Linked DNA regions of Homo sapiens: region 2 is linked to region 1. A link is a loop called in an ENCODE intact Hi-C map of the cell type or tissue named here. Cell type or tissue: CD4-positive, alpha-beta T cell. All regions are shown on one strand. Links, peaks and the distances in the headings refer to the core of each region. The heading gives the core; the rest is flanking DNA. Region 1 holds the start of SUMO2 (small ubiquitin like modifier 2). Region 2 overlaps KCTD2 (potassium channel tetramerization domain containing 2).

The links. A loop is a pair of places that touch in the nucleus more often than their neighbours do. Peaks named below come from ENCODE experiments on the same cell type or tissue, not always from the same donor. Only the 100,000 strongest peaks of a DNase experiment are listed, where the experiment ranks them.
Region 2: a loop joins it to region 1, with 3 times the contacts of the local background. A loop is called at or near these places in 16 of 110 quality-filtered maps.

What each region holds. Positions count from the first base shown.
Region 1 is chr17:75,178,561-75,194,651 of GRCh38, forward strand. SUMO2 (small ubiquitin like modifier 2) reads right to left here and starts at 4,399. Exons shown (of 4, transcript NM_006937.4): 1 at 4,254-4,399; 2 at 2,497-2,628. The coding sequence starts at 4,274. RefSeq lists an enhancer at 3,707-4,357 and silencers at 3,939-4,338, 4,469-4,698. In CD4-positive, alpha-beta T cell, for the core only: a CTCF peak has its summit at 4,018; DNase peaks (open chromatin) are centred at 3,631, 4,051 and 4,501; H3K4me3 peaks cover 3,072 bases; H3K27ac peaks cover 3,451 bases.
Region 2 is chr17:75,050,669-75,066,759 of GRCh38, forward strand. KCTD2 (potassium channel tetramerization domain containing 2) reads left to right here. Exons shown (of 6, transcript NM_015353.3): 3 at 2,346-2,437; 4 at 8,842-8,937; 5 at 11,452-11,577; 6 at 12,350-15,218. The coding sequence ends at 12,379. Among named protein-coding and RNA genes, the nearest start is that of KCTD2, 11 kb to the left of the region's middle. In CD4-positive, alpha-beta T cell, for the core only: a CTCF peak has its summit at 9,574; a DNase peak (open chromatin) is centred at 9,463.

The DNA of each region.
Region 1 (16,091 bases), core at 1,448-6,447:
GCATGATTCTGTTTGTTTGTGGTTTTGAGACAGGGTCTCATTCTGTCACCCACACTGGAGTGCAGCGATGAGATCATGGCTCACTGCAGCCTAGACCTGCCAAGCTCAAGCAATCCTCCCACCTCTGTCACTGAAATAGCCTGGACTACAGGTATGTGCCACCACAACCACCTAATTTTTTTTTAAGAGATGAGGTCTGGGCCAGGCGCAGTGGCTCATGCCTGTAAACCCAGCACTTTGGGAGGCTGAGGCGGGTGGTTCACGAGGTCCTGTAATCCCAGTGACTTGGGAGGCTGAGGCAGAAGAATCGCTTAAAACTGGAAGGCGGAGGATGCAGTGAGCCGAGATTGCGCCACTGCACTCTAGCCTGGGCAATAAGAGCAAAACTCCACCTCAAAACAAAACAAAAAAACCAGATGAGGTCTTACTATGTTGTCCAGACTGGTCTTCCAGCCTTGGCCTCCCAAAGTGCTGGATTACCACGCCCAGCCTATGATTTTCTATTTTGTATGCAGTTTTGCTAAAGAAGTTCTCCAAAAGGATTACCTTTTAAAATTCCCCTGTATCCTGAAGGGGCACTAGTGTTCAAATATAGAAGATGCCAGTTTATAAATTATTTAACACAATTCATAAGTTCATGTAGGGTGATTTCAGCAAAATTCTTCAAATAAGAGTATATGGTATCTTGCTGGGCACAGTGGCTCACGCCTGTAATCCCAGCACTTTGGGAGGATGAGGCAGGTGGATCACCTGAGGTCAGGAGCTCAAGACCAGTCTGACCAATATGGTGAAACCCCATCTTGCTGACAATACAAAAATTAGCTGGGCGTGGTGGCGTGCGCCCGTAGTCCCACCTACTCGGGAGACTGAGACAGGAGAATCGCTTGGTCTCGGGAGGCAGAAGTTGCAGTGAGTCGAGATTGCACTACTGCACTCCATCCTGGACAACAGAGCGAGACTCTGTCTCAAAAAAAAAAAAAAAAAAGGTATCTTTATAAGGAACTACATACAAGAAGGTTTACATATCAATTATGAGCACAGTATTTTCTTATTACATTGTAAATACACTAGGCATAAAAATACTTCAAACATTCTAAAGTTTTTTTTTTTTTTTCCTTTGAAATGCTCTCGCTCTGTCACCCAGGCTAGAGTGCAGTGGTGTGATCTTGGCTCACTGCAGCCTCCACCTCCCAGGTTCAAGGGATTCTCAGCCTCAGCCTCCGGAGTAGGTGGGATTATGCGCGTGTAACACCACGCCCAGCTAATTTTTTTGGATTTTTAGTAGAAATGGGATTTTGCCATGGTGGCCAGGCTGATGTCAACTGCCACCTGCCTCAGTCTCCCAAAGTGCTGGGATTACAGATATGAGCCACTGCATCAGGCCTAAAGGAAGTTTTTATCTTCACTGATCTTTCAAGTATAAACTCAAACTCAATTTCCCAACTTACATAGGTTTAAGCCTTATTCTATTTTGAGCCTATTTAGAACAATCTGAAGGGGCCAGGCACAGTGGCCCATGCTTGTAATCCCAGCACTCTGAGAGGCCAAGGTGGGCGGATCACTTGAGGTCAGGAGTTGAGGTCAGGTCTACTAAAAATACAAAATTAGCCGGGCGTGGTGGCGCACGCCTGAAATCCCAGGTACTCAGGAGGCTGAGGCATAAGAATAGCCTCAACTCAGGAGGCAGAGGTTGCAGTGAGCCAAGATTGCACCACTGCACTCCAGCCTGGGCAACAGAGCAAGACTCCATCAAAAACAAAAACAAAAATAAAACACAATTTACAAGGTAGATAAGTTCTAGCTTAAAAGAAATAGAGTGAGACTCCCAGCTTAAAAAAAAAAAAAAAAAAAAAAAAAAAAACGACTTCTTGGTTTGGCGCGGTGGCTCATGCTTGTAATCCCAGCACTTTGGAAGGCCGAGGCGGGCGGATCACCTGAGGTCAGGAGTTTGGAACCAGCCTAGCCAATACGGTGAAACCCCATCTCTACTAAAAATACAAAAAAAAAATTGGCCAGGCCTGGTAGTGGGCACCTGTAATCCCAGATACTCAGGAGACTGAGGCAGGAAAATCGCTTGAAGTGGAGGTTGCAGTGAGCTGAGCTCAGGCCACTGTACTTCAGCTTGGGCAACAAGAATGAAACTCCATCTCAAAAAAATAAAATAAAATAATAAAAGACTTATAAGTAATTTTACCAAGTTCACTCTTATTTTCTTATAAACATAAAATTACATTTCCTTGGTAAAAAAAAATTATTGTAAATATAATTTGATGGATTTCTGGCACAGGACTGGAACCACATATAATACTAACCAAATCATCCTAAGGGTTTTCACGAGCTATCAATATACCAAGTGCACGACAAAACTGACGTGCCAAGTGCATATTCATCCCATCAAAAAGTCACTGTAATGTGCTAGTCTAGTTTTTGTTCCCATGAAAATAAGATTTTTAAAAATAGTTTTATTCAGTGGAAGTACACATATGAATTCCTCACCTGTCGTTCACAATAGGCTTTCATTAGTTTACTAAGTGGTGTATGCCTCTTAATCTTAAACTGCACCACAGAACCATCCTGCCCCGCCACCTTCAAATTAATATGATCGTTGTTCTCAGTCTTGACTCCTTCCTGTTAAAAGAAAAATAAAAGTATAATTTGGGAAATGTGATCAACGAACACGTTTTATAAAGCAGCAGCAGCCCTAGTTGCTTCAAAAATCAACAGGTTTCTCATACTGTATGCTAAAACGGCATACTGCTGTTTTCAGCTGCTGAAATCAATGTGAAAGCGGAAAAATCCTGCAGTAACAGTATTAGATAGCTGTCAGATACGGAAAAGCCTACATGCAATACTATCAGTAGCAACAATATGTTTAAAGTTGGGTCCTATTCAGTGTATTGCAACGTTCTCTTGAAGTTAAACTTCCTAAAATGACATATATCACTCCCAAAATACTTTACCCCCCAAAAAAGTTAAAAATAGAGTCCCTTCTCTTTTCTAAGCACTTTAAGTACAACTGCAAGAAACAAAACAATAAATCTACAGCCTGCCATTCAAAACTCATTACCGTTGTCATTAAAAAGTTACCAAACTCAGTTTAATAACCTAAATCCAATCTCCATTAAAGGAAACACACAAACAAAAAAAACAATCGAAGAATATCCCGATTCCCCCCGGAACAGCGGTAATACTCAGTCAGGACCACAGTTAACGTTCTCCTCTATTAGCAGCTTCATTTTTATTTTCGGTTAAGAGCACTTATTCTCCCCTCCCCCCCTTTGTTGTCATGGGTCAAATACACAGTTTTATCCTGATTTGTTTCTTGTAGATTTCGACCCAACCTAAAGTTGTCCAAAATCGAGTGCAGAAGCAATTCTGTAGCCCTAAAACGCTCCAGAAAGTAAAGGCGCGGGAGGCGGGGGGTGCCACCAAACTAAAAGCAGCAAGTCCCGTGTGCCCCGATGATGGGTGTCCCCAAGTCCTCCCGGGAAGTCTCCGGGTGCCTCAAAAGCCGCGTTCAAAAGTTAAGCCGCACAAAGTCTCTCTGCTCGTACCTGTGCCTCCAACTTCATGAAACCACATGGTGTTCGCGGATTAGGGGTTCGTTGGCACCCAGGGAAAAGCCGCTGCCCCTCCCCCTTCGGGCCCCTGAGGCTATTAAAGTGGGAAATACTCCACGGGAATCCCCCTACCCCCAGGCCCAGGACGGCGGCCCGCGGGCATCCAGGTTCCTGCCCGTCCGCAGCCCATTGATTCGCCCCGAACCCTCGCCCCGCCGCCGCGGCCCCAGGCAGGGGTCCCCAGATGCCCGCGGTTCCTACCCGAGAGGTGAAGCCCGAGCCCAGAGGACTCCTCGCCGCCTCGGAGACTGCAACACCCGACGCGGGGTCGACAGAAGGTGGAGACCCCGCGCGCCCTAACGCCCCTCCTCACGCGCGCCGGCCGGCTGGGCCAAGAATCCCCGTTCGGGGCTGGTGGGTCCGCGGGCGTCCGCTTTCTGCCCGCCCAACTCGCGCCCGGCGCGCACTCGGAGGCCGCCGGGGGCGGGAGAGAGCGGCGGGGCCTCCTTCGGCGCGGGAGGGAGGAAGAGAGGGAGGGAGGAAAATGGCGCGGAGCGCCCGGGCCTGAGCCGCGGCCGGCCCCGTGGGGGGCCCGGGAAAGCGCTGGGAGCCAGCGGCGGGCTCTGGCCGGACCCCGGCCCGCGCCATGACCCCCACCGCGCGGCGAGGCGAAGGGGCCGGCGGCGAGCTCACCTTGGGCTTTTCGTCGGCCATGGCGAGCGCCGGAGTCTCCTCAGCTGCCGCTTCACAAAAGAGGTACCAGGTCCGCACCAAACGAGCACACAAGCAGCACCAGGAGCGGCAGAAGAAGGAGGCGGCAGCGGTGGACGAGGGGAGAGGGTGCGCGCACGTCGTGCGCTCCCTCCCCCCACCCTGCGTGCGCGAGCACGAGTAGCCGAAGCCTCCCATTGGCTGGCGCCTCGCGGGAGCGCGCAACGCTTACATAACCACCCCCACCCCCCGTCCCACGCCACCGCGTCCTGGGCCAGGCGCCCGCCCGGCCGGCGGGAAGAGGCGCGGACACGCGCACCCGGCCCGCCGCGGGGGCGCGCCTGGCTCTGGGCGGGGCTGTATTGTCCTCCTTCGTGGTGGAGCATAATCAAAATGGCTTCCAGCTGGTCCTCGGTGGGAACGATGAGGCTCGAGGCTTTAGACGTAAGCCATAGGCCAGGGAAGGCAGACTTACTAGAGGAGGAAGGGGATTCCTAAATCAAAGCCCCAGCATGAGGTTCTGGAAAAATCTCTCTCATTCAGTGGACCAGCAGCCCTCCCATGGTTACTTCCTCTCAGTCAATCTCAACCTGCTTCCCACCGGACTCTTGCCTAAAATGCAGTGTCTTCTTCTTCTTCTTCTTCTTCTTTTTTTTGAGACGGAGTCTCGCTCAGTCGCCCAGGCTGGAGTGCAGTGGCACGATCTCGGCTCACAGCAACCTCTGCCTCCCGGGTTCAAGTGATTCTCCTGCCTCAGCCTCCCGAGTAGCTGAGACTACAGGTACCCGCCACAACGCCCGGCTAATTTTTCGTAGAGACGGGGTTTCACCGTGTTAGCCAGGATGGTCTCGATCTCCTGACCTCGTGATCCGCCCGCCTCGGCCTCCCAAAGTGCTGGGATTACAGGCGTGAGCCACCGCGCCCGGCCTACAGTGTCTTCTTCTGTCCTGCTGGTAACCCTAGACTTTGACTAGCTACGGGAAAATATTCATGTATTCATTCAACGAGATCCTTACTCATCGCCTGTCTTCCAAGAGGAAACAGTATCCATAAGCGAGAACTACCCAACAATCAAGCTTCCAGCCAATTTAATCCTTTCCTCGTTGCATCCAGTTAAAACATACACATGCGTCCCTCCTGTCTGAAGAACAATCCGATGTGTGTGCACTGGATTCCATCTCGCTTCTTCCCCCGGGGCTTTATTATTTCCTTTTGTCCCTGAATTTTCTTCCTCTCCTCCGTTAGTATAGAAAAAAAAAAAAAAGCTCCCAATTCTATGAAGTTACCATCCTATCTCTCTCCATTCTTGGCCAAACAGCTCGAAAAAATGTCCCCGCCAGCTGTCTCCAACCCCTCCCCTCCCACTCACTCCTCAACCCACTGCAATCTGGTGCTGTCCCCAAAGTTCCACTAAAACTGCTCTCCACAAGGTCACCGCAGACTTCTTTGCTGAATCCAGTATGCTTCTCAGTTTGTCACTCCTCTTGAACTTTGCAGGAGGTAGGTTTTCCTCTCATCTCTAGCCTGTCCTTTGTTCTCTCTGCAATTTTTTTTCTTACTCACTCCTTCCCTTAACTGTTCCTTAGGGTTTTCTTCAAGATCCTTTTATCACTCCATTCCCTCTCCGAGGATGATTTCACCGATTTTCATTACCATCTCTTTGCTAATGATCCTCAAATCCATTATTTCTAGTCCACGTCTTTCTTCTGAGTTTCCAGTTGATTTCTGAACATCTCCACTTGGATATCCCAGAGGCACCTCAGACCCAGCAACTCTCAACTAAAACTCCTCACTTTACCTTCCACATGGGTCCTTCTTCCTGACCTGTCACTCTTAAACTGAGTGACACACCACTACAACAGCTGCCCCAAGCTGGAAAGGCCAGCAACATTCCTGACTTCTTCTCCTTCACACACTCCTCATCCAATCAATCTTGGCCAAATCTTGTCTATTCCACCTTCTTACCAAATCTAATTTCTTTGGCCTCTGGATGGAGCTGCATTTGCTGGCCTTCTGTAGGTTCTCTTTGGGGAGGAAGAGGCTTAAGACCTTAGATGTGTGATAGGCCAAAGCAGGAAGACCATCTAGTTCAGATCAACACTCTCAAAAGAGGCCGGGCATGGTGGCTCATGCCTGTAATCCCAGCACTTTGGGAGGCCGAGGTGGGAGGATCACCTGAGGTCAGGAGTTCGAGATCAGCCTGACCAACATGGAGAAACCCTGTCTCTACTGAAAATACAAAATTAGCTGGGTGTGGTGGCGCATGCCTGTAATCCCAGCTACTCGGGAGGCTGAGGCGGAAGAATCGCTTGAACCCGGGAGGAGGAGGTTGTGGTGAGCTGAGATCTCACCATTGCACTCCAGCCTGGGCAACAAGAGCGAAACTCCATTAAAAAAAAAAAAAAAAAAAAACACTCTCAAGAGATACTGCAATATCAGCCGGGCACGGTGGCTCATGCCTGTAATCCCAACACTTTGGGAGGCCGAGGCGGGCAAATCACCTGAGGTCAGGAGTTTGAGACCAGACTAGCCAACATGGTGAAACCCTCTGGTGGCTCACGCCTGTAATCCCAGCACTTTGGGAGGCCGAGGCGGATGGATTGCCTGAGGTCAGGAGTTTGAGACCAGCCTGGCTAACATGGTGAAACCCTCTGGTGGCTCACGCCTGTAATCCCAGCACTTTGGGAGGCCAAGGCAGATGGATTGCCTGAGGTCAGGAGTTTGAGACTAGCCTGGCTAACATGGTGAAACCCAGTGTCTCTACTAAAAATACAAAAATTAGCCAGGCATGGTGGCAGGCGCCTGTATTCCCAGCTACTCAGGGGGCTGAGGCAGGAGAATCGCTTGAACCCAGTAAGTAGAAGTTGCAGTGAGCCAAGATCACACCACTCACTGCACTCTAGCCTGGGCAACAGAGCAAGACTTCGTCTCAAAAAAAAAAACAAAAAAACAAAAAAACACAAAGATACTGCAATATGGAAATACCCTCCTAACTCATCTGTTTTTTTTTGTTGTTGTTGTTGTTTGTTTTGTTTTAGACGGAGTCTCGCTCTGTCGCCCAGGCTGGAGTGGCACGATCTCGGCTCACTGCAACTTCTGCCCCCCGGGTTCAAGCGATTCTTCTGCCTCAGCCTCCTGAGTAGCTGGAACTACAGGCACATGCCACCACGCCCGGCTAATTTTTTGTATTTCTAGTAGAGATGGGGTTTCACCGTGTTAGCCAGGATGGTCTTGATCTCCTGACCTCGTGATGTGCCCGTCTCGGCCCCCCAAAGTGCTGGGATTACAGGCGTGAGCCACCACGCCCGGCTGTTTATTTGTTTGTTTGTTTTTTTCAGACAGAATTTTGCTCTTGTGGCCCAGGCTGGAGTGCAATGGCAAGATCTCAGCTCACTGCAAACTCCGCCTGCCAGGTTCAAGCGATTCTCCTGCCTCAGCCTCCTGAGTAGCTGAGATTACAGGCATGCCATGCACCACCGTGCCTGGCTAATTTTGTATTTTTAATAGAGACGGGGTTTCTCCATGTTGGTCACACTGGTCTCGAACTCCCGACTTCAGGTGATCTGCCCACTTTGGCCTCCCAAAGTGCTGGGATTACAGACGTGAGCCACCGCGCCCAGCCTAACCCATCTGTTTTAAAGTACCTCCAGGCCGGGTGCGGTGGCTCACGCCTGTAATCCCAGCACTTTGGGAGGCCGAGGCGGGCAGATCACGAGGTCAGGAGATCGAGACCACCCTGGCTAACACAGTGAAACCCCATCTCTACTAAAAATACAAAAAATTAGCCGGACGTGGTGGCGGGTGCCTGTAGTCCCAGCTACTCAGGAGGTTGAGGCAGGAGAATGGCATGAACCTGGGAGGCGGAGCTTGCAGTGAGCCAAGATCACGCCACTGCACTCCAGTCTGGGCGACAGAGCGAGACTCCGTCTCAAAAAAAAATAAATAGTACCTCCATTATTCATGGATTTTTAAATGAGTCAGAATCATCTAAAGGGCTGGTTTAAATACAAATTTTTGGGCCCCTTGGAAGGTTGGCTCTGGAATTCACCTAATTTTTTTTTTTCTTTTTTAAGAAAGGTCTGCTTTCCACCCAGGATAGAGTGCAGTACCGCAAATCATAGCTCACTGCAGCCTCGAACTCCTGGGCTTAAACCATCCTCTCGCCTCAGCCTCTTGAGTAGCTAGGACTACAGACAGGCACCACCACGCCCACCTAATTTATTTTTATTTTTTATAGAAATAGCATCTCCTGGCCGGGCGTGGTGGCTTTTTATTTTTTATAGAAATAGCATCTCCTGGCCGGGCGTGGTGGCTCATGCCTGTAATCCCAGCAAGAATCACTTGAACCCGGGAGACAGAGGTTGCAGTGAGCCAAGATCGCGCCACTGCACTCCAGCCTGGGCAACAAGAATGAAACTCCATCTCAAAAAAAAAAAAAAAGAAAGAAAGAAAGAAATGGCATCCTGGGCTCAAGTGATCCTCCAGCCTTAGCCTCAGCCTCTCAAAACGCTGGGATTACAGGCATGAGCCACTGTACCCTGCCAAATCTGCCTGTTTTGTTCTCTTTTTGGGGAAGGTCTCACTCTGTTGCCCAGGCTAGAGTGCATTGGTGTGATCTCAACTCACTGCAACCTCTGCCTCTTGGGCTCAAGGGATCCTCCTGCCTCAGACTCCCAAGTAGCTTCAACTACAGGTGCATGCCACCACACAAGGCTAATTTTTTTAAAATTTTTTGTACAGATGGGGCTCTCACTATGTTCCTCAGACTGGTCTCAAACCCCTGAGCTCAAGAGATCCCCTCACCTCAGCTTCCCAAAGTGATAGGATTATAGGTGGGAGCCACTATGCCCAGCCCTGGTAATTCTTAAACACACTAAAGTTTGAGGCCGGGCACGGTAGCTCATGCCTGTAGTCCCAGCACTTTGGGAGGCCGAGGTGAGGGGATCACCTGAGCTCAGGAATTCAAGACCAGCCTGGGCAACATGGTGAAATCCCGTCTCTACTAAAAATACAAAAATTAGCCGGGCATGGTGGCGTACCCAGCTACTCCAGAGGCTGAGACAGGAGAATTGCTAGAAACCAGGAGGCAGAGGTTGCCATGAGCTGAGACTGCAGCATTGCATTCCAGCCTGGGTGACAGAGTGTGACCCTGCCTCAAAAAAAAAAAAAAAGTAATAAATAATAAAGTTTGAGAAACACAAGCCATTATAAAATAAATATAAATCAAAAGGGTCAGGCACTGTGGCTCACGCCTGGAATCCCAGCCTTTTGGGAGACCAAGGCAGGCAGATCACCTGAGGTCAGGAGTTCAAGACCAGCCTGGCCAACCTGGTGAAATCCCGTCTCTATTAAAAAGATAAAAATTAGCTGGGCATGGTAGCAGGCGCCTGTAATCCCAGCTACTCGGGAGGCTGAGGCAGGGGAATCACTTGAACCCGGGAGGCAGAGGTTGCAGTGAGCCGAAATGGTGCCACTGAACTCCAGCCTGGGTGACAACACAGCGAGACTCTGTCTCAGAATAAGTAAGTAAGTAAATAAATAAATAAAAATACAAAAATTAGCTGGGCATCATGGCGGCTACCTGTAGTCCCAGCTACTCAGGAGGCTGAGGCAGGAAAATCGCTTGAACCCGGGAGGCAGAGGTTGCAGTGAGCCAAGATTGTGCCATTGCACTCCAGCCTGGGCGACAGTGCAAGACTCTGTCTCAAAAAATATAAAATAAAATAAAAAATAAACCAAAAGAAGTTTCTGATACTCCCTGGTTCCTCACTAATCATCTGCTTCACAGGATATGACCTATGCGCCCTTTGAGAACTAATCCAAATTAACCACTCTATAGCCTTGTTTCTCATCCTGAAGCCTCTGCTTTGGTCATATTCAATCACTTGGGGTTCCTAAATGTTCTCTCTCAACTCCAAGCTTTTGTACGTTGTAGGCGTTCGAGGATTCACTGAATGAATGAATGAATGAATGAATTGAAACTATCAGCTGGTTGCAGTGGCTCATGTCTGTAATTCCAGCACTTTGGGAGGACAAGGTGAGAGGATTACTTGAGCCCAGGAGATTATGGCTGCAATAAGCTATGATTGTGCCCCTGCACTCCAGCCTGGGTGACAGAGTGAGACCCTACCTCAAAAAACAACAAAAATAACCTATTACTGGGCCAGGTGCGATGGCTCACGCCTGTAATCCCAGCACTTTGGGATGGCGAGGAGGGTGGATCACCTGAGGCCAGGAGTTCCAAGATCAGCCTGGCCAACAGGCAAAACCCTGTCTCTACTAAAAATACAAAAATTAGCTGGGCATGGCGGTGCATGCCTGTAATTCCAGCTACTTGGGAGGCTGAGACAGGAGAATCGCTTGAACTCGGGAGGTGGAGGTTGCAGTGAGCCGAGATTGTGCCACTGCACTCCAGCCTAGGTGACAGAGCAAGACCCTGTCTCAAAAACAAAACAAAACAAAACAAAAAAACCCCATTACTATGTGTAAGATACTATGACACTGGAGATACCAAGAAGGGGAGACAAAATCTCTGACTCATATAACTTATGATTGGGGGAGGAGGAAATACACAAGAAGTGAAAGAGAAAGAGAACCAACAATTGTTGAGTACCTGCCACCTATCAAGCACTAAGTGGGACATTACTAATGTTAGCTCATTTTCCTCTTACACAAATGATTGCAAGCAGGTGTAGTAGTTATTTGCTACTCTCAAAGGGGTTAAGTAAACATGCTATCACATAGCTAGAAAGTAGTGTTAACTGAGCTCCTGCTGTGTGCTAGGGAAAAGACAAAGAGATACTGGCCGGGCACAGTGGCTCATACCTGTAATCCCAGCACTTTGGGAGGCTGAGACAGGCAGATCACCTGAGGTCAGGAGTTCAAGACCAGCCTGGCCAACATGGTGAAACCCGGTCTCTACTAAAAATACAAAAAACAGCTGGGCGTGGCAGCAGGCGCCTGTAATCCCAGCTACTCGGGAGGCTGAGGCAGGACAATCACTTGAACCTGGGAGGCAGAGGTTGCTGTGAGCCGAGATTGCACCACTGCACTCCAGCCTGGGCGAGAGGAGCAAGACTCTGTCTCAAAAGAAAAAAAAACCCAAAAAAAACTACCTGACAACCTATTACACTAAATTACAAAATCACCTTCAGGCAAAGGAGGAATTTGTATAAGATGCTTGTTCGGCCGGGGGCGGTGGCTCACGCCTGTAATCCCAGCACTTTGGGAGGCCAAGGTGGGAGAATCACGAGGTCAGGAGTTCGAGACCAGTCTGGCCAACATGGTGAAACCCCATCTCTACCAAAAATACAAAAAATTAGGTGGGCGCGGTGGCAGGCGCCTGTAATCCCAGCTACTTGGGAGGCTGAGGCAGGAAAATCACTTGAACCCAGGAGGCGGAGGTTGTGGTGAGCTGTGATCCTGCACTGCACTCCAGCCTGGGCGACAGAGTGAGACTCCATCTCAAAATAATAATAATAATAATAATAATAATAATAATAATAATGCTGCATGTTCAAGGCCGGGCTCAGTGACTCACTTCTGTAATCCCAGCACTTTGGGAGGCTGAGGCAGGTGGATCACCTGAGGTCAGGAGTTCGAGACCAGCCTGGACAATATAGTGAAACCCCATCTCTACTAAAAATACAAAAATTATCCGGGCGTGGTGGCGCACGCCTATAATCCCAGCTGCTCAGGAGGCTGAGGCAGGAGAATTGCTTGAACCTGGGAGATGAAGGATGCAGTGAGCTGCGATCACACCATTGCACTCCTGCCTGGGCAACAAGAGCGAAACTTCATCTAAAAAAATAAGAAAAACAATAGCTGGGCACAGTGGCTCACGCCTGTAATCCCAGAACTTTGGGAGGCCGAGGCAGGTGGATCACCTGAGGTAAGGACTTCAAGACCAACCTTGTCAACATGGTGAAACCTCGTCTCTATTAAATATACAAAAACTAGCTGGGTGTGGTGGTGGGCGCCTGTGATCCCAGCTACTTGGGAGGCTGAGGCAGCAGAATCATTTGAACTTGGGAGGCAGAGGTTGCAGTGAGCTGAGATCACTCCACTGCCCTCCAGCCTGGGCAACAAGAGAAAAACTTCGTCTCAAAAAAAAAAAAAAATACATGTTCAAATGTCTGAGCAATATGTATTCCAAGGGCACATTGAAATTCTGGGAGCTGGGTCTAGGCAATGTACTGAAATTATATTCTGAAAATCCTTTTGCAATTTCCAGGAAAAAATTGTGAAGAGATAGAAATTTCCTATTAATATTCTCCCTCCATCTTTTTTTTTTTTTTTTTTTTTGAGATGGAGTCTTGCTCTGTAGCCAGGCTGGAGTGCAGTGGCGTGATTTCGCCTCACTGCAACCTCCACCTCCCAGGTTCAAGCGATTCTCCTGCCTCAGCCTCCCGAGTAGCTGGGACCACAGGAGCGAGCCACCACGCTCAGCTAATTTTTTATTTTTAGTAGAGATGGGGTTTCACCATGTTGGCCAGTATGGTCTCGATCTCTTGACCCTGTGATCCGCCCACCTCAGCCACCCAAAGTGCTGGGATTACAGGCGTGAGCCACTGCACCTCTCCTTCCATCATTTTTATAGGGGTGGGAGGAAACGGATAGCTGTGCACTGAAAAAGGATGCTTTGGAAAAAGAAAGTGGGTCTGGGCACACTGGCTCACCCTTGAATTCCCAGCACTTTGGCAGGCCTGGCAGGCTGAGTTGGGTGGTTCGAGACCAGCCTAGGCAACAGGGTGAAAACTCGTCTCTATCAAAAATACCAAAAATCAGCCAGGCATAGTGGTGCTTGCCTGTGGTCGGAGCTACTCAAGAAGCTGAGATGGGAGGATCACTTGAGCCCAGGAAGCAAAGGCTGCAGTGAGCTGTGAGCTGTGATCACACTACTGCTCTCCAGCCTGGATGACGTAATGAGGCCCCATCTCAAAAAAAAAAAAAAAGGAAAAGAAAAAGAAAGTGGACTAGGAGACGGTGGCTCATATGCTCATATCAGTAATCCCAGCACCTTGGGAGGCCAAGGCACAAGGATCACTTGAGGCCAAGAGTTCAAGACCAGCCTGGGCAACATAGCAAGACCTTTGTCTCTAATAAATAAAAAATAAAATCAATAAAAATAAGAATAAAAAATTTTTTTTTGACACGGAGTCTCGCTCTGTCACCCAGGCTGGAGTGTAATGGTGGGCTCTTGGCTCACTGCAACCTCCACTTCCTGGGTTCAGGTGATTCTCTCACCTCAGCCTCCTGAGTAGCTGGGATTACAGGCTATGCCACCATGACTGGTTAATTTTTGTATTATTATTATTTTTAGAGACAGCGTCTTTCACTGTTGCCCAGGCTGGACAATCTCAGCTCACTGCAATCTCTCAGGTTCAAGCAATTCTCCTGCCTCAGCCTCCTGAGTAGCTGGGATTACAGGCGTGTGTCACCACACCGGAATAATTTTATTTATTTAATTATTTTTGAGACGGAGTCTCGCTCTGTCGCCCAGGCTGGAGTGCAGTGGTACAGTCTTGGCTCACTGCAAGCTCCACCTCCCGGGTTCACGGCATTCTCCTGCCTCAGCCTCCCCGAGTAGCTGGGACTACAGGCACGCACCACCATGCCCAGCTAATTTTTTTTCTTTTTTTGTATTTTTAGTAGAGATGGGGTTTCACCGTGTTAGCCAGGATGGTCTCCATCTCCTGACCTTGTGATCCACCCACCTCGGCCTCCCAAAGTGCTGGGGTTACAGATGTGAGCCACTGCGCCAGGCCCATGCCCGGATAATTTTTGTATTTTTAGTACAGATGGGGTTTTACCATGTTGGCCAGGCTGGTCTCGAACTCCTGACCTCGCAATCTCCCTGCCTCGGCCTCCCAAAGTGTTGGGATTACAGGCGTGAGTCACCTTGCCTGGCCTTTTTTTTTTTCTTTTTAGATGGAGTCTCGCTCTGTCGCCCAGGCTGGAGTGCAGTGGCGTGATCTCGGCTCAGTGCAAGCTCCGCCTCCCAGGTTCACGCCATTCTCCTGCCTCAGCCTCCCGAGTAGCTGGGGCTGCAGGTGCCCACCACCACGCCTGGCTAATTTTGTTTTTGTATTTTTAGTAGAGACGGGGTTTCACCACGTTAGCCAGGATGGTCTTAATCTCCTGACCTCATGATCCGCCCGCCTCGGCCTCCCAAAGTGCTAGGATTACAGGCGTGAGCCACCACGCCTGACCTTCTTTTTTTTTACAGAGTTTCACTCTTGTTGCCCAGGCTGGAGTGCAATGGTGCGATCTCAACTCACTGCAACGTCCACTTCCTGAGTTCAAGCAATTCCCCAGCCTCAGCCTCCGAGTAGCTGGGATTACAGGTGCACGCCACCACACCTGGCTAATTTTTTGTATTTTTAGTAGAGATGGGGTTTCACCATGTTGGCTGGGCTGGTCTCAAACTCCCAACCTCAGGTGATCCACCCACCTTGGCCTCCAAAAGTGCTGAGATTACAGATGTGTGCCACCGTGCCCGGCTAATTTTCGTATTTTTAGTAGAGACGGGGCTTCACCATGTCAGCCAGGCTGGTCTTGAACTCCTCACCTTAAATGATCCGCCCACCTTGGCCTCCCAAAGTGCTGGGATTACAGGCGTGAGCAACTGTGCATGGCCAAAAAAAAAAAAATTTTTTTTTTTAAGGAAAATAAAGTACAAGAAAGATAGCTTACACCTGTAATCCCAAAACTTTGAGAGGCTGAGGCAGGAGGATTACTTGAGGCCAGGAGTTCAAGACCAGGTTGGGCAAGGAGAGGTATACATGGAAAAAAATAACAATGGCAGATATTAATTGAGTAATTTTATTTTTATTTTTTGAGACGGAGTTTCGCTCTTGTTGCCCAGGCTGGAGTGCAACAGTGTGATCTCGGCTCACCACAACCTCTGCCTCACCACAACTGTGCATGGCCAAAACTTTTTTTGTAAGGAAAAGAACAAGGAAGATAGCTTACACCTGTAATCCCAAAAGTTTGAGAGGCTGAGGCAGGAGGATTACTTGAGGCCAGGAGTTCAAGACCAGGTTGGAAAAGGAGAGGCATACATGGAAAAAAAAAAAAAGCAGATATTAATTGAGTAATTTTATCTTATTTTTTTTTTTTTTCTTTTTTTTGAGACAGAGTTTCGCTCTTGTTGCCCAGGCTGGAGTGCAATAGCGCGATGTCGGCTCACCACAACCTCTGCCTCCCTGGTTCGAGCGATTCTCCTGCCTCAGCCTCCTGAGTAGCTAGGACTACAGACATGTGCCACCACGCCTGGCTAATTTTGTGTTTTTAGTAGAGATGGGGTTTCTCCATGTTGGTCAGGCTGGGGTCTCGAACTCTCAACCTCAGATGATCCACCTGCCTTAGCCTCCCAAAGTGCTGGGATTACAGGCGTGAGCCACTGTGCGCAGCCCGAGTAATTTTATCTATTTTTTTGAGACAGAGTCTCCCTCTGTTGCCCAGGCTGGAGTGCAGTGGCGTGATCTCTGCTCACTGCAACCTTGCCTCCTGGGTTCAAGCGATTCTCCTGCCTCAGCTTCCTGAGTTGCTGGGATTACAGGCGAGCGCCACCATGTCTGGCTAAATTTTTTTTGTATTTTTAGTAGAGACGGGGTTTCACCGTGTTGGTCAGGCTGGAAATCCTGACCTTGTGCTTTGCCTGCCTCAGCCTCCCAAAGTGCTGGGATTACAGGCGTGAGCCATCGCGCCCGGCCCAAAGCCTCTGTTATAATTATCCCCATTTTACAGATGAAAAAAGTGAGATAAGGCCGGGCGCGGTGGCTCACGCCTGTAATCCCAGCACTTTGGGAGGCCGAG
Region 2 (16,091 bases), core at 7,316-12,315, 120 kb before region 1:
CTCTTTTAGTTAAGTATCTTTTCTAATGCCTTTAATTAAAAAAACTTTATTTTGAAGTAATTTAAAACTTCAAAATAAGCAAGAAAAGAGCAAGAATAACACAGAGAACTCCCTATATCCCAGATTAACCAATTTTCAATGTTATTTTTGTCATATTTGGGGTATGGGGAGATCTTTTTGTTGTTTTTTTAAGAGTCAGAGTCTATCTTATCTTGCCCAGGCTGGTCTCAAATGTCTGGCCTCACATGCTCCTCCTGCCTCAGCCTCCTGAGTAGCTGCGATTATAGGCATGAGCCATCATGCCCAGCTTTTTTTTTTTTTTTGAGACGGAGTCTTGCTCTGTTGCCCAGGCTGGAGTGCAGTGGCGCAATCTCGGCTCACTGCAAGCTCCACCTCCCAGGTTCACGTCATTCTCCTGCCTCAGCCTCCCGAGTAGCTGGGACTATAGGCGCCCACCACCACACCCAGTTAATTTTTTGTATTTTTAGTAGAGACAGGGTTTCACCATATTAGCCAGGATGGTCTCATCTCGATCTCCTGACCTTGTGATCTGCCTGCCTCAGCCTCCCAAAGTACTGGGATTACAGACATGAGCCACCGCGCCCGACCTTTTTTTTTTTTTTTTTTTTTTTTGGCGACAGAGTCTCCCTCTGTTGCCCAGGCTGGAGTGCAATGGCACTATCACAGCTCACTGCGACATCCACCTCCCGGGTTCAAGCGATTTTCCTGCCTCAGCCTCCTGAGTACCTGGGATTACAGGTGCATGCCACCACGCCTGGCTAATTTTTTTATTTTTGGTAGAGACGGGGGTTTCACCATGTTGGTCAGGCTGGTCTTGAACTCCTGACCTCGTGATCCACCCGCCTTGGCCTCCCGAAATGCTGCGATTACAGGCGTGAGCCACCATGCCCGACCTTTTTTTTTTTTAAATCATATTTGCATTGTCCTTCATTCTCTATTTCCCCCTCCCTACCCCCATCCTCTTGCCTCTCCCACCACAGTTATTTCTGAACTATTTGAGAATAGATTGCAGATTTCACCCCTTAATATTTGTATATATTTCCCAAGAACAAGGATACTGTTTTATGTAACCACAGACAGTACAGTTATCAAACTCAGGAAATTTAATACTGATGCTTTTATCTACAGCTTATATTGCAGTTTTGTCAGTTGTCCTAATAATGGCCTTTATAGCAAATTTATTCCTATAGGATCACACGTCTCATAGTTGCCCTAAGGCCTTTGAGTTCATTTAGCATGCAAGTCTTTAAATGGTTGCCTTTTATATTGTTCAAATGATTAGCATCCTATTAAGTTTGGCCCACATAAATTTGTACACACACCTCCACCCCCACCCCCAGTCCTTTTGAGGGCAGATTGGACAAAAATATCAAGTTCAGGAGGTGTCCAACATGACTAGTTCCAGGAACTAAGTGACATATGGGAAAAGTGTCCTGCAGCTAATGGGCAGGTGCCAGGTAGGGAAAGGAGGGTTGAAATGGAGTGAGCAGAACATACCCTGGCGTTTGACTAATTTATGTTGGAGAAAAGGTCATGGGTTTACCGAAAATAGCAAAGAGATATTTCCTAGCAGAAGGAGAGAGATTGGATTTGCATTTAAATAATGCAGTTTTTAGGCCAGGAGCTGTGGCTCATGCCTGTAATCCCAACACTTGGAAGGCCAAGGTGGGCGGATCACTTGAGGTTAGGAGTTTGAGACCAGCCTGGCCAACATGGCAAAACCCCGTCTCTGCGAAAAATACAAAAATTGGCTGGGTGCGGTGGCTTTACGCCTGTAATCCCAGAACTTTGGGAGGCCAAGGCAGATGGATCACCTGAGGTCAGGAGTTCAAGACCAGCCTGACCAACATGATGAAACCCTGTCTCTACTAAAAATACAAAAAATTAGCCAGGCGTGGTGGCAAGCGCCTGTAATCCCAGCTACTTGGAAGGCTGAGGCAGCAGAATCTCTTGAACCCAGCAGGCGGAGTTTGCAGTGAGCCAAGATCATGCCATTGCACTCCAACCTGGGCAACAAGAATGAAACTCTGTTTCGGGCGGGGGGAAAAAATAGAAACAGCCGGGTGTGGTGGTATGTGCCTGTAGTCCCAGCTACTTGGGAGACTGAGGCAAGAGAATCATTTGAACGCAGGAGGCGGAGGTTGCCGTGAGCCAAGATCGCACCACTGAACTCCAGCCTGGGCGACAGAGTAAGACTCCGTCTCAAAAAATAAGTAAATAAATAAATAAGCAGTTTTTAGCAAGCATGTAACCTTCATCCTCTCCTTGGTGTTTTTCTGGCAAACCCTCGCACCTATCTGACTGCAGTTTTGTCCTTGTTCCAGGTGTGCTGGAGGAAGCGGAGTTTTACAACATCGCGTCCCTTGTGCGGCTGGTTAAGGAAAGGATACGGGACAATGAGAACAGAACTTCACAAGTAATGTATTTGGAACTGTTAAGGAGGGTTGTTTCAAGTGGGCTTCTGTCGGTCGGTCTGTGATTTGAAAAGGATGCCTTTACCCTTAGAGCTGGAGGTGTGTGTGGAACACCGTTTGCAGTGCAGGGAATGCACACTCAGCCAAACTGCACAGGAGAAAAGAAGAAACCACAAAGAAAACAGAATAGGCCTATGTCCCAATAGAATGAGAAGATTGTCGCTGCTTACCAGATGGCGGGAGGAGGCGCCCAGGGCACTTTAGGTCTAAAACCTGTTCTCTGCCCGAGTATGTCTCCCTCCTAAAGACCATAGAGGTCTTGGTTGCACCCGTTGGCCGCTCTTTTTTTTTTTATGAGATGGAGTCTCGCCCTGTCGCCCAGGCCGGAGTGCAGTGGTGCAATCTCGGCTCACTGCAACCTCTGCCTCCCAGGTTCAAGTAATTCTCCTGCCTCAGCCTCCCGTGTAGCTGGGACTACAGGTGTGTGCCACCACGCCTGACTAATTTTTGTATTTTTTTAGTAGAGATGGGGTTTCACCATGTTGGTCAGGCTGGTCTCGAACTCCCGACCTCAGGTGATCTGCCCGCCTCAGCCTCCCAAAGTGCTGGGATTACAGGCGTGAGGCACTGCGCCCAGCTTGGCCACTCTTTATGGAGATGAGCCTTTAGCATGTGATCGAGTCACATGCAGCTCCTGTGAGCCACTTGAAACCAGTCTCATGGGGTACGCTTCAGCAGCTGCTTGTGAACCATGCTTTTTTTTTTTTTTTTTTTTTTTTTTGAGACAGAGTCTCACTCTCTCCCCCAGGCTGGCCTCCCAAAGTGCTAGGATTACAGGAGTGAGCCACCACACCCAGCCTGAACCATGCTTCTAAGAACATAATATCAAGCTGCTCTTTATGATGGTGTCTTGATTTTGGCGGGGAGAGGGAGGACAAGGTCTCACTCCCGTTGCCCAGGTTGGAGTGCAGTGGCGTGATCACAGCTCACTGCAGCCTTGGCTTCCCAGGCTCAGGTGATTTTCCTACCTCAGCCTACCGAGTAGCTGGGACTACAGCTGCAAGCTACCACACCTGGCTAATTTTTTGTATTTTGGGTAGAAACGAGCCTTGTTGGCCAGGCTGGTCTCAAACTCCTGAACTCAAGCAACCCGCCCACCTCATCCTCCCAAAGTTCTGGAATTACAGGTGTGAGCTACCGCACCTGGCCTTGATTTTGATATTAACTCAGATACAGTAACAAGAGCGAAAGGGAATTTGCCCACCTAGTTAGAGGAAAGAAAGATGTTACGGCACATCTATTTCACATCCTGCCATTCGTCATATGTTTGTCGTGTGTTTGAATGGCCATAATAGCTTCTATTTGGCCCTTGGGATTCTGTAAGTAATTGAAAGTCCTTGCCCTCAAGAAGCTTGAAGTCGGCCGGGCGCGGTGGCTCACGCCTGTAATCCCAGCACTTTGGGAGGCCGAGACGGGCAGATCATGAGGTCAGGAGATCGAGACCATCCTGGCTAACACGGTGAAACCCCGTCTCTACTAAAAATACAAAAAAAATTAGCCAGGCATGGTGATGGGTGCCTGTAGTCCCAGCTGCTCGGGAGGCTGAAGCAGGAGAATGGTGTGAACCCAGGAGGCGGAGCTTGTAGTGAGCCAAGATCGCACCACTGCACCACTCCAGCCTGGGCGACAGAGGGAGACTCCATCTCAAAAAAAAAAAAAAGAAGCTTGAAGTATAGCCAGGAAAATAGACCCTCTCTTTCATGCGATTAGACTGTTTTAAGAAACTGCAACTACAGAGTTAACAGTAAGAAGGCAGAGTCGTGCTCCACCATGACTACCTGTGTTGTAGCATAATTGCCTCTTTTCCCATCAGATACTGGTAGTAGATGCTTTAGGTATAATCTATTGCAGCACAGAATTTTCCTGCCATTAAGAAGGCAGGAAAATTATTCTTTTTTCTTCTTTTTTTGAGGCAGAGTTTTCCTCTGTCACCCAGGCAGGAGTGCAGTGGCATGATCTCGGCTTACTGCAACCTCTGCCTCCCAGGTTCAAGCGATTCTCATGTCTCAGCCACCTGAGTAGCTGTGATTACAGGTGTGTGCCACAATGCCTGGCTAATTTTTGTATTTTTAGTAGAGATGGTGTTTCGCCATATTGACCAGGCTGGTCTTGAACTTCAGGCCTCAAGTGATCCACTTGCCTCAGCCTCCCAAAGTGCTGGGATTACAGGCATGAGGCACCATGCCTGGCATAAGTTTACTTTTAAAAGTAAAAAATAATGCCTTGGTCTTTCTATGTTAGATTTCATATATCAAAGTTTTCTGGCTCTAGGCCAGGTATGGTGGCTCACGCCTGTAATCCCAGCACTCTGGGAGGCTGAGGAGGGCAGATCACTTGAGGTCAGGAGTTCAAGACCAGCCTGGCCAACATGGTGAAACCCTGTCTACTGGCCGGGCGTGGTGGCTCATGCCTGTAATCCCAGCACTTTGGGAGGCCGAGGCAGGTGGATCACCTGAGGTCAGGAGTTCAAGACGAGCCTGACTAACATGGAGAAACCCTGTCTCTACTAAAAATACAAAAGTAGCTGGGGTGGTGGCACATGCCTGTAATCCCAGCTACTTGGGAGGCTGAGGCAGGAGAATGGCTTGAACCCGGGAGGAGGAGGTTGTGGTGAGCCGAGATCACGCCATTGCACTCCAGCCTGGGCAACAGGAGCGAAACTCCCATCTAAAAAAAAAAAAAGAAAGAAAGAAACCCTGTCTACTAAAAATACGAAAATTGTCTGAGTGTGGTAGCGGGCGCCTATAATCCCAGCTACTTGGGAGGCTGAGGCAGGAGAATCGCTTGAACTAAGATAGCAGAGGTTGCAGTGAGCTGAGATGGCACCACTGCACCCCAGCCTGGGCAACAGAGTGAGACTCCATCTCAAAAAAAAAAAGTTTTCTGGCTCTAACTGGAATATTTGGATGAATAACTGACACTAATGATGAAAAATTAACTCTTTTATCCACTTTATCTCCAGCAGTTTGCAAAAGTGAAGAGAAGGGCTTATTCATTTAGTTTTCTTCCATCTAGCTGACAGCTCAAAGGCTCCTTTTTGATGTTCAAAGGTGGCTTTGTAGTTGGTTTGCAGATTACCACTTGGAATGTGATCCAGTGTCACCAGTCTCTTTGCTATCTTACCTTTACGTGGTATCTTTCACTATTGTAGATATTTAATAGTTTAGACATTTTGGTAATCTAGCCTTATCCTCAGTTTCCCACATTCTAAAAAAATGATTGCTTACTATAGATTTTAAAGTACCATGAATTATGTAATTTGAAATGATTCAAGTCATGGTACCTGAACATTCTCCCTTCTTCGTCATTAGCTAATTCCTGGAGAGCATTATAAGATTTCTGTTTGATGACCGCAATTAAATTAATTAGTCTTCTAGATTCTGAAGGCTTGTGGATTTATACCCCTTTGGAAGCTTTTTTGTTCTAGGAATGTCAAGACCTTTTTGATGTTAACTATCTTTCCATCTGTCCTTTTTATGTAGTGAAACTGAAAAATGGATTTGATGTTATTCAAAGACACCCTCTTTTATACTTGTTGTATGTGGCTCTAAGATGAAGTTGGCTGTGTGTGGATTTTCGTTTTGTTTCATTTTGTATTTTTCTTTATTTTTTTGTGTGTGGATTTTCAAACATGTTACCTCCTTGAACTTACCTGTAGCCCCTCACACATGCAGGATTCAAGCCAAGCCCAAGATGTGGGCCTCAACCCTACCTTCGGTTTCATGACCTCTTAGCTCTTAGTGGCTGCCACCTAACTACTTTCCTCTGTTTCTTTTTTTTTCTTTTTTCTTTTTTTTTTTTTTTTTTTGGAGACAGAGTCTCGCTGTGTTGACCAGGCTGGAGTGCAGTGATGCGATCTCAGCTCACTGCAACCTCTGCCTCCTGGGTTCCAGCGATTCACCTGCCTCAGCTTCCCGAGTAGCTAGATTACAGGTGTGCACCACCACGCCCGGCTAATTTTTGTATTTTTAGTAGAGACAGGGTATCCCCATGTTGGCCACACTGGCCTCAAACTCTTGATCTTAGGCGAGCCACCAACCTCAGCCTCCCAAAGTGCTGGGATTACAGGCGTGAGCAACCATACCCAGACTCCTATTTCTTAGAATAGTATTTTTTGTAGGTGATTGATCCTGGTGCATTTGAGAGCACAAGTGGTTTACTTTGGAAGGGAGAAAAAAGAGGCAGTATAATGGCATCTTAAATACCTGGGACTTTGACAGCTGTGGCCAACATCACAGATCTTTTGTGATACTCTGAATTTTGTACTTATACAATTGGTTTCCAAAATAAGTGGTTACAACCAATTAAAATCTTCAGAGGATTTGTACTATATGTAATATGGAAGGAAATCTTTGAAATCCTTAGTACTTTGGTTAATGATAGCTATACCTCTTTTTTTTTTTTTTTTTTCCTCGAGGCAGAGTCTTACTCTGTCGCCCAGGCTGGAGTGCAATGGCGCGATCTCAGCTCGCTGCAACTTCTGCCTCCGGGGTTCAAGCAGTTCTCCCGCCTCAGCCTCCCGAGTAGCTGGGATTACAGGCACGTGCCACCTCACCTGGCTAATTTTTTGTGTTTTTAGTAGAGATGGGGTTTCACCATGTTGGCCAGGCTGGTCTTGAACTCCCAACCTCAGATGATCCGCCCACCTCGGTCTCCCAAAGTGCTGGGATTATAGGCGTGAGTCACTGCACCCGGCGATCGTTATACCTCTTTTGGAAGAAAACATAGAAGAAAAAATACAGCATTGTCGGCCGGACACAGTGGCTCATGCCTGTAATCCCAGCACTTTGGGAGGCCTAGGTGGGTGGATCGCCTCAGGTCAAGACCAGCCTGGCCAACATGGCGAAATCCCGTCTCCACTAAAAATCCAAAAAAATTGGCTGGGCACAGTGGCTCATGCCTGTAATCCCAGCACTTTGGGGGCCCAAGGCGGGCGGATCACCTGAGGTCAGGAGTTTGAGACCAGCCTGGCCAACATGGTGAGACTTCGTCTCTACTAAAAATACAAAACTTAGCCAAGCGTGGTGGTGGGCGGCTGTAATCCCAGCTATTCAAGAGGCTGCTGAAGCAGGAGAATCGCTTGAACTCGGGAGGCGGAGATTGCAGTGAGCTGAGATGGTGCCATTGCACTCCAGCCTGGGCGACAGAGCGAGACTCTCTCAAAAAAAAAAAAGGAAAAAAAAATAAAAAATTAGCTGGGCGTAGTGGCACATGCCTGTAATCCCAGCTACTCGGGAGGCTGAGGCAGGAGAATCGCTTGAACCAGGGAGGTGGAGGTTGCAGTGAGCCAAGATCACCCCACTGCACTCCAGACTGGGCAACAGAGCGAGACTCCATCTCAAAAATAATAATAAGGCTGGGTGCGGTGGCTCATGCCTGTAATCCCAGCACTTTGGGAGACCAGGGCAGGTGGATCATGAGGTCAGGAGTTCAAGACCAAGCCTGGCCAACATGGTGAATCCCCTTCTCTACTAAAAATACAAAAATTAGCCAGGCTTAGCGGCAGGCGCCTGTAATCCCAGCTATTCGGGAGGCTGAGGCGGGAGAATCGCTTGAACCGGGGAGGCGGAGTTGCAGTGAGCTGAGATCGCGCCACTGTACTCCAGCCTGGGCGACAGAGTGAGACTGTGTCTTAAAAAATAATAATAAATAGGCCGGGCGCGGTGGCTCATGCCTGTAATCCCAGCACTTTGGGAGGCCGAGGCGGGTGGATCACGAGGTCAGGAGATCGAGACCATCCTGGCTAACACAGTGAAACCCCGTCTCTACTAAAAAATACAAAAAATTAGCCGGGCGTGGTGGCGGGTGCCTGTAGTCCCAGCTACTTGGGAGGCTGAGGCAGGAGAATGGCGTGAACCTGGGAGGCAGAGCCTGCAGTGAGCCAAGATTGCACCATTGCACTCCAGCCTGGGCGACAGAGCGAGACTCCGTCTCAAAAATAAATAAATAAAATTATAATAATAATAAATAATAATAATTTTACCTTATTTTTGACTTGGGGAAATGGATTAAATCTAAGTTTGTTGGCATAGTTGCTCAAGCATTCATCCCTCTGAAGTTCAGAATTATTTTACCTTTTTTATTCTTTCACTCTTTGGATATGTTTTTATTGAAAAGCCACAGTATGCTGGCTTGTGGTCACTTAAAAAGAAAAACATTTTTTAAAGAGAAGGGAAAAAAAGAAACGCCACAGTACTATTTGTAAAAGGGGATAGTGGGTGGCTGCCAAGAAAAGATTTCCAAGCAAACTCCTTTTCAGTGTTTATTCATTTGAAGAGCCTCCTTGGGGCAGCTGCAAACTGTGGTGTCCTTGGTGCTGTTCTCAGTCTGCGCCTGGTCATTGCAGGGCCCCGTGAAGCACGTGTACAGAGTCCTGCAGTGTCAGGAAGAAGAGCTCACGCAGATGGTGTCCACGATGTCCGACGGCTGGAAATTCGAACAGGTACATCTCTTAACAGAGCAGCAATCCCAGGCCCCGTTCAAGGGGTCTGCAGCTCTTCAAACAATCAGTGTGGATGGCCAATTAATAACCACGGGAGACGGCTACGGCCAGGTGGGATCCTATTCCAAAACATGGGCAAAGAGCCATTTGGTGGGCACTGCTGGCCTAGTGGTGCGTGAGGAGTTGGGGAAACAGAGGAGCATCATGTCTTAGCTTCACACGCAGACTTTCCAGGGGAGCCAACGAGCAGTTTAGGCTTGAAGTGCCTCAAAGCCTTTGGTTTTTGTTCCCTCACAGGGATCGTAGAATGAGTCCCTAAAGGAGACTGGGATTCGACAACAATCCTTCCATTTCTTTTCCCAGGGTCAGAACTTTTTGGTTCTGAATGTCTTATGTAATCCACCGTGAAGAGCTTGGTGAACAGCTGTGCTAGGAAGGATCAGGCGCCATGGGAAGTGTGGTGCGGCCGTTTCCCCTACTTCTCTCCGCCTCGTGCTTACGACTGAGCTATCAAAACAAAGCTATGACAGTTGGAGCTTCACTGTTCTCCTCCATTAGATGGCAGACTTGTTAAATTCTGTTGCCTTCAAAACATAGGAAGGCCAGAGCGAATAGAGTAAATACAATTTTTTTTTTTTTTGGAAAGTCAAATCCCTTTCTTCATTCCATCCCTTTTAGACATGGCATTTAAAACAGACATTGCTACATCACTAACTTCCCACAAGCTGTGGTGTCCACTGGAAAAATGTAGTCCTTGATATTTCTATTTCACATTCAAGTGATCCTCTGCCACTTATTAACTGGTTCACTTCAATTTCAAAAAGCCAAAAAAGTCCTCTAACATAAGCCTTCCAAGGTGATACTTTCAGAAACCAGGGTTGGAACTAACCAGACAACAGCGCGACAGCCAAGACCAGCTGCTCTTGATGCCCTTTTCACTTCTGTGTTGTCCTGGTTGAAGTTGGCAAAGAGCAGCTGGCCGGCGCCGGCCTCCCCGCTCTGGCTCGCCAGGTTCATGGCTGGGCGCGTGGCGAGTGGGCCCGGCCAGGGAGGGCGCGCGTGCGAGGGCGGGTCAGGCTGCACTCAGGGTCTCGGTCGCCGCCACTCGCCACCCTGGGATCAACCGCCTGAGTAAATATGATTTTATACGGATTATGCCTACTTATGTGTAGAGTTTTAACAGGTCAACAGCTGTCTCACCAGATGCTTACCTTCTAAAAGAAAACTCACACTTTGCATTAATGCTGTTATCTCACAGATCAAGTGCAAAGCTGTCTCTGCCTTCAGAGCCAGCGGTGATTATTTCTCACACTTAGCTTCCACCACGGAATCCACTCTGCCTGTGTCTGTCATCCTGGTTCTTACTGGGCATGGGTTGTAAAACGTCGCCAAGAGTTTAATGCCCTCCACTCCAGAAGTATTTTTCCTAATATGAGCTCTTAAGCAAAGGATTTTTTTAATGTATTCTTTGTGAAACTAAAATGAATAATTTCTTGTTAATTTCTCATCTTATTACTGTCCCGTGGGAAGACGGAGGGTGTTCCTATTGCCTCCCTTCTGGATGAGGAAGTTTGTTTCAGACAGGCGGAGGCGCCCCCAGCCCCATCCTACCACAGTCAGCCATGCCGCCCATGTGAGGCCTCGCCTGCTCACTGGGATGCCCTCACCCTCTGCCTGAGCTGCTCCCCTGCGTGTGTATTTCCTCTTTAGAATTAAATTCTGAATTCTATTATCCAAAAAGGTTAAAAGTACCAGCATGCTGGGCACGGTGGTTCACACCTGTAATCTCGGCACTTTGGGAGGCCACGGTGGGAGGATTGCTTGAGTCCTGGAGTTCGGAGACCAGCCTGGGCAACATAGCGAGACCCCCCTTCTCTATCAAAAATAAAAGAATTAGCCAGGCATGGTGGCTGTAGTCCCTGTAGTCCCAGCTACTCAGGAGGCTGACGTGGGAGGATCACTTGAGACCAGGAGGTGGAGGCTACAGTGAGCTGTGATTGCACCACTGCACTCCAGCTTGGGTGACAGAGCTAGACCCTGTCTGGAAATAAAAAGTACCAGCAGCATATGACTTCCAGTAGCTGATCAGTGATTGGCTCGGTGCTTTCCAGAGCCTCCTGTCCCCAGTCTAGGGCTTCTGCTGATAGAGGAGCCAGCTGTGTGTGTGACTGAGGCAAATGTCCATTTTGTTGGCAGATGCGTTCTGTCTTCCCTTGCTGTGCTCGACGGGGCGTGGGCATGTTAATCCTGCCGCTGACGGGGGGGGACTTCAGAGCTTGGGTGAGGGGACAGTGGAGCTCATACTCTTCCTCCTGGGGAGGCCTCACCAATGATGCCCTGATGAAGAACAGGCCCATTTCTCCCCGGGGGCTTTGGTAGTCACAGAGAACTCATATAAAGAGTTAAACCTTTGATAACTTAAAAGTTCAGTCGGAAGAGGGGTGATTTGTGTAGCACTTTCGAAAGTATGTTAAGATTGCCACATGAATGTTCACTGTATTCTTGGTTCATCAGCTCATCAGCATCGGATCTTCCTATAACTACGGCAATGAGGATCAGGCAGAATTCCTCTGTGTTGTCTCCAGAGAACTAAATAATTCTACCAATGGCATCGTCATAGAGCCGAGCGAAAAGGCGAAGGTAAGGAGCCCCTTCCCTGGGCAGTTGCCTCTGGCTTGCTTGTTCGCACCCCCTCCGTGGGCTTTTCCTGAACTCTTGCTCCTCACTTCTTCCCTGGCCTTCTAGAGCCAGCGTTGCATTTTCCCCTCGTTTTGTTATTTTTGACTGTTGTAATTTAATTGGGATTTACGGAGCACTGACAGGTGTTTTTAGTTAGAAAATATGAACCTAAAAAGGGTAGACTTTCTCCATCCTCTGCCAAATCAATGAAAAAGAAAAGCTGGTTGCCACTAATTACTACAGGGTAGGATTTCTGAACTCAGACTTGGAAGGTATTTTGATTTATTCTTTAAAACTGTGCTTTTTTCACTGCCTCAGGAGAAAAGGGTGTTTTCTTACCTTGGTGACCTTTACCTCCCTTAAGTTCCTGGAAAACTGTTTCTTTTCCCTCCACTGTGCACCCCCCTCACCCCCAACACACACACACACACACACACACACACACACACACACACACACAGCTTCTAAATCGTGGATACCAGGTAAGCTGGAACCACTTCCTTTCAGTTGGCAAAGCTTTGGTCCAACAGCATATAAGCTTTAGACCCAGCTGTGCCCAGCAAGAGAGTGTTTCGCACCAGAAGCACTGCGGGTGAGGCTGCGGCTGCACCCCTGCTTGCTTCCTGGGATGACAGGACCATCATGCCACTCATCGGGTCCAGTGGAAAGCATCCCCCGACATCTCTGTCTTTCCCTCAGCAGCCTCAGCCTCTCCCCCATCTCCAACTTTCAGATTCTTCAGGAGAGAGGATCGCGGATGTAAACTAAGACCCCGAAAACTCCAGACCTTCAGGAGAGCAGTCAGCAGAGCCCCTCTGTGAAGTGAAACCTCACTCCTGTCCAGTGACCGAGCCACTGCAAAGCACAGCTGATCCTGGCCCCCTGTGAAGAAGTGTTCTGGTCAAAACTAAAGGAACTCCCTCCCCACCTGCAGGACTCCGAAGACAGTGCGACTTCTGGCTGCAGAATACCTTTTCAGAAACCTGCTTTCATTTGCTTAGCCAGTATTAGAACAGATCTTTACAACAGCAGCTGGGCTGGGTTCCCAGTCGGAGCCTTTCGGGGATCTGGGGGATGAGGGCGGAAGGCCTAGCTCCTTGGAAATGGCCTGTACTTTAAGGACGCTGGAGCCAAGAGGATTGTTCCCGTGCCGTGCCATGGTTTCACCCTATGTGTGCCACAATGGACGTTAGCAGCTGCTTCGGAACACCGTCCCTCCTATGCACCCTCCAAGACGTGCAGCAGATGCAAAGGGTTCTAGCTGCAGTTTGTCGAATTGAGGTTTTAGGTAAAGCATAGAGTTGCCAGAGTACCCCGCATTCCCATGAATAGAGCCTCCAAGGAAAGGGAGGATGGGGTGTCCTTTGTTGTGGTTGGAGGTTGGTGATCATTGCTCTGGATTTGGGGCTCCCGGCTGCCACCACATGCAGCTTTGCCTCACCTTTCTCCAGCAGCCGGGACCCTCTGGAGAGCTTGTTTTCCCTCCAAGAAGAGGTTTGAGACAGGCGGCATCCTGCACTGAGTCAGACAAGTGGGAGCTGTAGGAACTGCACCTGCAGCCTCTTCTTACTCCCCATTGACCCTGTCTTCCTTCCCTGGCTTTTTCAACTGGACCAAAGATGAAGGCACTTATGGACCCTTTGATGGCTTGGAGTGGGGAAGGCTGTTTCTTTGAAAGTTGCCAAATGTGTTATGTTGTGTCTCAGAGAGAGTTATTTCTGTGACTCTCTTGGAAATGCCTTGACTGAATGTGCAATATTTGTGTCTCTTGGTTTCTAACCTTGGCGGACCTGCTCCCCTCTGTACTGTCCCCAGTGGTATGTATGTATGTGCTAGGCAGTCTGGGGACCCCCTGTGTCTCTGACCACCCCCCTGACCCCCGCCATTACTTTCTTTTCTGGAGTGCCATGCTGGCGAGGATCCGGATGCGGCAGCACCCTCTTTCGGGCTGCATCCACAGAGTTTGTGTCCACACTTTCTCTCCGAGCATGTGGGTCTCGCTGAGCAGTCATGGAATGCGGTAGAGCCAGGGGACCCTGTCTGCCCCGAATAACTTTCAGTAGTATGGCAGATGGCACAGAGAAAGGGAAGGGGCTCTGGGGACTTCTCCTTCTATGAAAGCCTCCTCGAGCCAGGTGCTCCTGGGCACCTTCAGAAGTGATGTCCTGTGTGCTCCACAGCTCACCTGCTTGCCAAGGTACGTCTGGGTAGTAGTTTCTGGAAATGACTGCAGACTGTGCCAAATGTCTTTTGAGCTTCTGACCTGACCATGCCCAGATGGCATAACTTTTCCCTAGGACCCTCAGTCTCCTTGTTTCTCTGTATCTGTAGCATAGCATAGAACCCGGTATACAGGGGTTTCTGCTGACACATCAACGTCTACACACCTATGCGCCACATTTTACAGCTGTAAAGTGTTAGATGAACTGCCGTCCTCAGTAAAAGCAGCCACCCCTTCAAGAGTCACAGGCATCCATCCAGTCGTATCTTTCAGAGAAAAAAAAAGTTAGATGTAGCCAAGGAAAGTAGTGATCACGGGAAGGACTGCTCTGAGCCGGGTAGGATGGAGGACTTTGGAAGAGGCGCTCCTTGGCCAGGTCCAATGAGTAACATCAGACTGACAGAGGAAAAGCAGCTTGGTTTGCGGCCTTGTGCCCAGTCTCGTTGAGGCGCTTGTCCCTGTCTGCTTTCCTGGGGCATGCCTGATCAGCGTGGGCTGGAGCTCCTAGACCAACCCCAGCTTTCTCACCAGGTTCAGCAAGGAGGCCTGGGGGTCAGACACCAATGTTGAGCACCTCCTGAGGGCGCCGTTTCCTTCATTCCTCTTAGATTCCATAGTTGCCGCCATGAAAAGACTGCTCTTGAGCCCCAAGGCACAGGCACGTGCTCTGGGAAATAGACAGGAGTGGTATTTCCGCCCTCTCGGAGGGCTGGTGTTCACCAAGTTTCCCTCCTCGCTGCAACCCAATGACACCTGTATTGTTCCAGCGCTCCAGGACTCTGGGTTCTTAAGATTTCTGGGAGCGTTGTTCACCCACCCCCTTTAGGAACCAGGCTGGTGTTCTTGCTTGAAAGCGTTGTGCCCTCTGAGTGTCTGGCTGATCACATCAGAGAGGTCTGCGTGGCAGTTTGGGGCTGTCACGTGACCAGTGACCCACACTCTCTGCTGCCCAGTACTGCCAAGTGGGGAGGGTCCTGCCTTTTTCTCTGCCCCAGGTCTGGGACGCAGGTGATGCCAGCCAGGCCCAGGAGTGCCCAGCATCCCCCAACTGATGACACAGTAGCACTGATTCTGTCTTTTCCTCAGAATCTGGCCTTTTTCCATGGCAATGAGGTGGGGCCCAGCCTCCTCTAAAGTGACTTTGTTTCTGCACAGTTGTAACTGCTCTTGGGGATGTCAGTGAGGCTGGGAGCAGGGAGCCACGGGATGCTGAGAGAGGAGGCCCGAGAGGACACCCCACCCTCCAGCGTGGCCTTTGATCCAGACTTAGGGACGAGGCTGTCACTGGTGGGCACCCTCTGTTCCTGTTTGTGTGTTTGAATAGTCTGAAATGCTGTGACTTTTTTTGTGTGAATAAAGATATGAAACTTCTGAATCTCAAGAACTGTGGTGTGTTTTCCATTACTGCAGTCTCCTGGTTCCCACTGTCACTTCCTGTCGATGGTTCTCACATGGGTTTCAGGAGATGACTTAACTACCTTTCCTACCAGGACAGCTGACTAAGTCCTTTTCTCCTGCTACTGAAACCACCAAAGGGGGTGTTGGGCCTTCTCCCTCCTCCCTTTCATTTTACTGAATCTGAAAAGACCCAGAGAATGCAGAGAAACAGAAGGTGGGACGGATGGGCTGCCCACCAGAGAGCTGGAAAGAGACAAGGGGAGGAGTGTGAGATTTTTTTTTTTTTTTTTTTTCCCCGAGATGGAGTCTCGCTCTGTCACCCAGGCTAGAGTGTAGTGGTGCAATCTCGGCTCACTGCAACCTCTGCCTCCCATGTTCAAGCAATTCTCCCTCGGCTTCCTGAGTAGCTGGGATTACAGGCGCCTGCCTGCGCGCCTGGCTAATTTTTGTATTTTTAGTAGAGACAGTATTTTGCTGTGTTGGCCAGGCTGGTCTCGAACTCCGACCTCAGGTGATCCTCCCGCCTCAGCCCCCCAAAGTGCTGGGGTTACAGGCATGAGCCACCATCCCCGGCCGTGAGATGGTTTTTAAGGGACAAGTCTTTCTGGAAGAGAGTGAGTGACTAGGTACAAGGAAGAGGATGAGTGAGGAACGTTTGGTGACAACCAACAAACAAGTATTGATCACTTCAGCATCAGGCGGGGCATGGGAAACTCAGAAGGTGTTAGTCCCTTCCAGACAGCACTTTCAGGTAGGGAGACAAAATGGACTCATACAGCTTAGTGAACAGGATGCGTGGGTGCATCCGTCAGGGTCCAATTGAGACCACAGCAGTTGTTAACTGGTAGTGGAGAAA